Regions from separate parts of the Homo sapiens genome. Here regions 1 and 2 are each linked to region 3. The links are chromatin loops, found by intact Hi-C in ENCODE. Cell type or tissue: A673. All regions are shown on one strand.

Region 1 (2,500 bases), 230 kb before region 3:
ATTTTGAGAAAGCTAGCAAAAGTTTTAGCAGAAAAACTCCTGGAAGAGCTTCACCAGAGAGTCTTTCTCTACCATGACAATGCTGCTGCTCATTCCTCTCAGCAAACAAGGTCAATCTTGCAAGAGTTTTGATGAGACATCATTAGGTGCCTATCCTCCAGTCCTGATTTGGCTCCATCTGACTTCTTTCTGTTTTCTATTCTTAAAAAAATCTTTAAAGATCACCCATTTTTCCTCAGTTAATAACATAGAAAAGACAACATGAACATGGTTAAATTCCCAGGACCCTCAGTTCTTTAGGGATGGACAAAATGGTTGGTATCATCACTTAGAAAAGTATCTTGAACTTGATGAAGCTTATGTTGGGAAATAAAGTTTATATTATTTATTTATTTATTTATTTATTTATTTATTTATTTATTTAAGACAGAGTCTGGCTCTGTCGGCCAGGCTGGAATGCAGTGGCACGATCTTGGCTCACTGCAATCTCCACCTCCTGGGCACAAATGATTCTTGTGCCTCAGCCTCCCGAGAAGCTGGGATTACAGGCACACACCACCACACCTGGCTAATTTTTGTATTTTTAGTAGAGATGGGGTTTCACCATGTTGGCCAGGCTGGTATTTTTATCTTTTAATTCTTTTTTTTTTTTTTTTTTGAGACGGAGTCTTGCTCTGTCGTTTAGGCTGGACTGCAGTGGCATGATCTTGGCTCACTGCAACATCTGCCTCCCAGGTTCAAGTGATTCTCCTACATCAGCATCCTGAGTAGCTGGGATTACAGGTGTGCACCATCATGCCTGGCTAATTTTTGTATTTTTAGTAGAGACCGGGTCTCACCTTGTTGGCCAGGCTGGTCTTGAACTCCTGACCTTAGGTAATCCTCCTGCCTTGGCCTCCCAAAGTGCTAGGATTACAGGCGTGAGTCACCGTGCCTGGCCCCCATGACCTTTTCGAAGTCCCCTAGTATGCCTTTACACCCATTTCTAGAATGATTCCCAACATTCCTTCATTTATTCCTTTATTTATTGAATAAATAATTATTAAATGCTTGTCATGTATGTTCCAGGCTTTGCTCTAGTAATTTCGGATATATCAATGAACAAAGCAGGAAAGAAAAAAAAAAAAGGCAAAATCTCTGCCTTCCGGGAGCTCACATTCCCACAGGAGTCACAGGAAACAGCCAATGACCAGTAAGCATCACAAAGAAGTCATGCCAAAGAACCAGACAAATAGCTGGAAGGAAGAGGGGAACTCCTTTGTGACGCCAAATGGGCCAAAGGGTCGCTGGGAAAACTAAGCCTTACTGTCCATCTTGCCTTCAGGATAATGTGAAATATGGCCTAATTTTTGAAGTTTTTTTCTTAGAAATTTTACTGAATCCAAAATAAAACAAGAAGATCATGGTGGATATAGCTTCCAAATTTATTCTGCAATAAAACAGGTTTGAATCTAGATATACAAGCAAATAGCAAATAATATACATTCTTTTTTGCAGAGTCCAGAATTCTCTTTTCTCAACACTAGATGGCAGTAGAGTTAAAGAAAAAAATCCCAGCAGTTCTTTGTACAGGGATTTGGTGATTTTTCCCATAAAGCTGCGATGAGGATGAACTCAGAGCAAAATCTATGTAAGTAGAAAGTTAAATTACAATAGAGGTGTGAAATGATGCTTTAACATGTCACACGCTCATTTTGGCAAAATGTGTTTGGGGCAGAACTCTCTCTCTCCCTCTCTCTGTCTTTCTCTGCCTGTGTGTCTTTACAGGGTAAGCCTAGACAGAATTAGAGAACCATTAACTCTGACTCCTAATACATGATGTTAACTTTAGGTTGGTGAAAAGTCAACTTAACTTTTTTTTTTTTGGGGACGGAGTTTCGCTCTTGTTGCCCAAGCTGGAGTGCAATGGCGCGATCTCAGCTCACTGCAACCTCTGCCTCCCGGGTTCAAGCGATTCTCCTGCCTCAGCCTCTAGAATAGCTGGGATCACAGGCGTGCACCACCAAACCTGGCTAATTTTTTGTATTTTTAGTAGAAACGGGGTTTCACCATGTTAGCCAGGCTCGTCTCAAACTCCTGATCTCAGGTAATCTGTCCACGTCAGAGTCCCCAAGTGCTGGGATTACAGGCATGAGCCACCACGCCCAGCCAAGTTAACTTAACTTTATCCTTTAAAATTGCTTCTGGGTTTGTTAACTTTTTTTGATGCCATTTAACTGGTCCGCTCAAGATTGGTTAGGTCTCAGAGGACATTTAGTGTGAAAATGGGAAACTCTGAGGAAGTCAGCTTTTCAGTGGTGTTCAAATGTTTTAGCAAGAAGTTCAAGAGTAATGTCAAGATGCTCAGAATATAACACTAACAATAATGAATGCGTGGGAGAGGGGGAGATGAAGCAACTGTATTCAGCTGCTAACATTGATGAACCTGGGCAGAGGGTGTATGGTGTTCATCCTACTATTCTCGTAACTTTTTCATAATTTTAATTTTTTTCAAAATAGA
Region 2 (2,500 bases), 160 kb before region 3:
ACTTGAGCCTGGGGACTTACATGGCTCTTGGAGAACTTGGCTCAGCTCCCTTTCTGGGTCCTGCCTTGTGTCAGACCTTTTCTCTCCCAAATATTCATGCTTCAGTATTCCAGATTCCCAAGCATTCCCGAGAGAGCCTCAGTCATCTGTCCCTCCTCTCCTGAACTTTCAGCCCCAGAACCTTTTGGCATATAAAGAGAATCGTGTGGCAAAAATTACAACCCTAGTTAGAGTTAATTCCTTCTTTTGGTGAAAAAAAAAAAGATTTCATGAAGGAAGAAGTTTTGCTGCAAGATGGTTTTAGTTACTTCCTATATTTTATCTGTTTAGCTTTAAGGTCCTTGCTGTCCAGTATTATAACTATTGTGATGGTTCAGGCTAAAGCTGCAGTAGTACGTGTTATTACTCAGGTATTATGAAGAAGAGCTGTACAAAAGTAGCTTCTTCCAAGCGAAAAAGTTGTGCATTTTTAAAATTAAAAAGATGCAGTTTTTATAATTAAACCTTTAAAACATTTAGGTGTAGGCCGGGTGTAGTGGCTCATGCCTGTAATCCCGGCACTTTGGGAGGCCAAGATGGGTGAATTGCTTGAGTGCGGGACTTCGAGACTAGTCTGGGCAAGAAGATGAAACCATATCTCTACAAAATACAAAATAATTAGCTGGGTGTGGTGGTGTGTGCCTGTAGTCCCAGCTACTCAGGAGGCTGAGATGGCAGGATCACTTGTGCCCAGGAGGTTGAGGCTGCAGTGAGCTGTGATGCTGCCACTGCACTGCAGCCTGGATGACGGATTGAGACCCAGTCTCAAACCAACAACAACAAAAACTTTGGTGTATATTTAACATACTTAAACTTTCTCATAATGAGATAATTCACTCTGAGGTAAAACAGATATGTTTATCCCAACATGGGTACAGTCTTGTTTTTAAGTCAGTCCTTTTTTTAGAGCCATCTCTAGACATATACACAGCTATAGAAATGTCTTTGCAACAGAAAAATGCAATGGAAAATAAACCAGACCATGCACAGCATTAAAAGCAAATGATGTGATATATTGTAGGGCAGGCAGTTTTACACACTTCTGTTAGGTCAGGCTGATTTTCTAGTCTAAGATAAAAATCCAAACATGCTAAGCCAATGTATGTGGATTTCTATACAAAACATATGTGAATAATATTATCTTTTGCAGAGATTATGGGTAGGCCTTTTCTTGTAAATATAATCATCTGGGATTATGGTTCAATTCCTGGCACTGTCAGTGAGGTTTAGGAGTTTTCCAAGGACTGAAAGCTTTTGATTTTTCTATGCTATAGCTCCATTTTGACAGAGAATGACAGTGTATGAAGAAAACTGAGTCTTCCCCCTCACCTCCCACCAGGTGCAAGAGGCTCCTGTAACAAGATCAGCCTAGAAGTTCCTTCCCAGAGAAAGCAAAATGATCAAAAAAGGAGAAGTTGGGAACAAAATTTGACTAGACTAGGCCCTTTAAGTTTATTTCCATTCCACAAGGTGGCAGTAAATACATTCCTAAGGCTATCTGCTTGGGAGAAGAATGAAATGGCAAAGTATTATTTAGTCTCTGTGCTGGGAGAACTGATGCTGCTGAAACCAGAGTAAACACATTTAAGGATCAATCGAGCATCATTCATGAGAATTTCCTTCTCCAAACCCCTTCCTTAACTCTCAGGAAGGAAATGACAATGGGACCTTGAACTGGAGACCCCAGAACCTGCTTTTTCTCTACTACAATCTTGAGGTTTTATTAAAATTAGATAATAAGCAAGCCATCCTGTTAGCTGTCAAGGCTGAAAATACAATCAACTGAAAGATAAGTTGGACAAAAAGAAATTCAGAAACAGTGTCCTTACAGCAAATGGCCATAGAATGGCCCAGTGACAATAATATTAGTTTACTTAGATGTTTACCTTTAAAGATAAATTCATTGATAATTTGGAGACAGCATATTAGAGTAGTTAGATTAGAACATCTTCAAATGTCAATCTTTTGGTTTCTGTATGCTATGATTTGAATGTCTCCTCCAAAATTCATGTTGAAATGTAATCTCCAATGTGGTAGTATTGAGAGGTGTGGCCTTTAGGTGGTGCCTGGATTTATTCATGGATCAATGAGCTGTCATTAAAGTGGGAATGGTAGCTTAGTAAGAAGAGGAAGAGAGATGGGAGCTAGCATGCTCAGCCCCCTCACGATGTGATGCCCTGTGCAGCCTCGGGCCTCTGCAAAGAGTCCTCACTGATTCCCTGCCCCCAGGAGGCAGGGAAACTCTGGGCAGAAGAGGGTGGGGCCCTTGCGGGGGACCCACCCTCAAGCCGAAAAGCCTGAAACTGCTGCCCAAAGGTAGAACTTACATCCTTGTTTTCCTGCTCAAATGTTGCCATTTCCAAAACCACCCAAGGCCTGCCCTGCCCCTTATCCTGTGCCTATAAAAACCCCAGAACTCAGGTGGCAGAGAGGAGAAGCAGCTGGACATCGGAGACTATGG
Region 3 (2,500 bases):
AATTAGCTGGGCGTGGTGGCGGGCACCTGTAATCCCAGCTACTTGGGAGGCTGAGGTAGAGAATTGCTTGAACCTGGGAGGTGGAGGTTGTAGTGAGCTGAGATTGCACCACTGCACTCCAGCCTGGGCGACAGAACAAGACTTCATCTCAAAAAAAAAAAAAAAAGAAAAAAAAAACAGAAAAAGAAAAAGAAAACTTTAAAAAGTAAAACAGTTACAATAAACTAGGGTTAATTTATTATTGAAGAAAGAAATTTTAAACATAAATTTAGGGTAACCTAAGTGTCCAGTGTTTATAACATCTGCAATAATGCACAGTCATGCCCTAGGCCTTCACGTTCACCCAGCACTCACTCATGAACTCACCCAGAGCAACTTCCAGTCCTGCAAGGTCCATTCATGGCAAGTGCCCTATAAAGGTGTATTGTTAAAAAAGTAATTTTTTTTAATATTTTTTTTTTCATTTTTACAAGACAGAGTCCTGATATGTTGCCCAGGTTGGTCTCAAACTCTTGAGTGATCTGCCGGCCTTGACCTCCCAAAGTGCTGGGATTACAGGCATGAGCCCCTGCACTCAGCCCTAAAATGAAATATTTTATACTGTATTTGTACTGTACCTATTCTATGTTTAGATATGTTTAGGTACACAAATAGCTGCCATTGTGTTTCGGTTGCCTACAGTATTCAGTGTAGTACCATGCTGCCCAAGTTTGTAACCTAGGAGCATAGGCCATACCATATAGCCTAGCTGTGTAGGAGGCTATACTTTCTAGATGTGTATAAGTACGCTCTACGATGTTTACACAATGAAGAAATCACCTACAGTTGTGTTTCTCAGAATGTGTCCCTGCCGTTAGGTGACACATGACTGTACTTACCATAGTGTAAGGATTGAGATATGTGTGGACATTGTCAGGAGTGTCATTCTCAAGGTCACATGATAAGTGGGCCTGTTCCTTCCAGGCTGATGGTTCTCAAAATCTAGCCATCATTAGAATTCCCTAAAGAGCTAGTGAGCATGCGTGCTCCTGGGCTCCACCTACAGAGACTGATTCAGCAGGCCTGAGAATGTGCATTCCTAACAAGATCCAGGTGATGCTGATGCAGGTGAATTGTGGACCAGGTTTCAAGACATAACCTTAGATGATAGGGCAGTCGGGCAGGGTTCTGCAAGTACTAAGTAGTTTTATGACATCTGAAGCCACCTGCATTTACAGTATTATGGGTAGAATTTATTCTACTGGTCTATAATTATTTTTTCTTTCAGTGTCTCTCTTATTAACATTTATTGAACATTTTCTGTGTCCCAAGCATTATATTATACTAAGCCTATTACCAATATTATCTCATTTAATCCTCTCCTTTTCTCATTAAAACTTGCAACTAGCTGCATGGCTTTCTCACGCCATTCATAATAACTTAAGCTCAAACTGTTACCTTTTCAATGAGGACTTACGCTTTTTAAAATCAAATCCTCTCTTCGTTCCTCAGCACATCTTAGCCTCCTTTTCTGCTTTTTATTTCCCTTTGAAAAGTATTAATCGCTATTGAATATACTATGTATTTTATTTATTTCATTTGTTATCTGAATACCCTCAAGATTTCCTTCCTCCCTCCCTTCCTTCCTTCCTTCCTTCCTTCCTTCCTTCCTTCCTTCCTTCCTTCCTTCTTTCCTTCCTTCCTCCCTCCCTCCCTCCCTCCCTCCCTCCCTTCCTTCCTTTCTTCTGTGTTGTTTACTGGGATTTCTCTAGTCTCTACAACAGTCACTGACCCATTCTAGGTGTGCTATTAAAATGCATTAAACAAATGAAAGAACCAGCTCAGGAAGTAGATACTTCACTTTGTGGATGAAAAACAGGTTTAGGAAAGATAGGTAATTTGGTCAAGATTGCATACCAATAGGTGGACAAGAAACAACAAAAACTCAGGTATGTGTGTCTCCAAAGCCGTGCTCTCAACCCGGGGCCACCTGCCCTCACTGCCATCATGCTCTGGGCTAATTTGGGCAGGTTCCACTGGGAGCCCAGAAACCTAACATGCAGCATCCCACGGGGCTCCGAAGGCCTATTCTCTCCTGAGAGAGCAAACTGAGAGTGTAGGGTGCAGGTTGACCCGAGGTGGGGAAGATGGTCTTCTGAGAACATCACACCTCAGCCAGCCCATCGTTTTGGAACATCTGGGTGCAGCAACAGAGAATTTTACCAACACACCACTCCCTCTTTGCTGAAGAGCTGACTGAACATGTTTTTCTGCTTCACAATTTGAATTCTCCCTCCAAGAAAATCCTTTCTCCAGCCCATAGGCAAGCTCATATATCTTATTTTATAATCCCACTGCTGAAATGTCAGCTGTAAACTGTGGAAGCCCATTTGGTTTTAATGCATGAGTGGCTCAATACATATTTGAGCAAATTAGTGAACAAAACTTTTTAAATTAAACTATTTTTTTGAGATAATTGTAGATTCATGTGCAGTTGTAAGAAATAATGCAGAGATATTCC

Evidence for each region. Peaks named below come from ENCODE experiments on the same cell type or tissue, not always from the same donor. Only the 100,000 strongest peaks of a DNase experiment are listed, where the experiment ranks them.
Region 1: it touches region 3 in a loop (6-fold over the local background); 2 of 110 quality-filtered maps call a loop at or near these places.
Region 2: a loop joins it to region 3, with 10 times the contacts of the local background. A loop is called at or near these places in 7 of 110 quality-filtered maps.

What each region holds. Positions count from the first base shown.
Region 1 is chr9:86,412,941-86,415,440 of GRCh38, forward strand. LOC102724080 (a long non-coding RNA gene) reads left to right here and starts at 901. Exons shown (of 2, transcript XR_007061636.1): 1 at 901-1,630. In A673, a CTCF peak has its summit at 1,505 (motif pointing right); a DNase peak (open chromatin) is centred at 1,561.
Region 2 is chr9:86,485,934-86,488,433 of GRCh38, forward strand. All of the region lies in intron 1 of LOC102724080 (a long non-coding RNA gene), which reads left to right. Among named protein-coding and RNA genes, the nearest start is that of TUT7, 130 kb to the left of the region's middle. In A673, a CTCF peak has its summit at 1,507 (motif pointing right); a DNase peak (open chromatin) is centred at 1,538; H3K27ac peaks cover 2,500 bases.
Region 3 is chr9:86,646,900-86,649,399 of GRCh38, forward strand. No RefSeq gene overlaps it. Among named protein-coding and RNA genes, the nearest start is that of LINC02834, 60 kb to the right of the region's middle. In A673, no CTCF peak of the experiment used is centred here; DNase peaks (open chromatin) are centred at 1,442, 1,782 and 2,062; H3K27ac peaks cover 2,341 bases.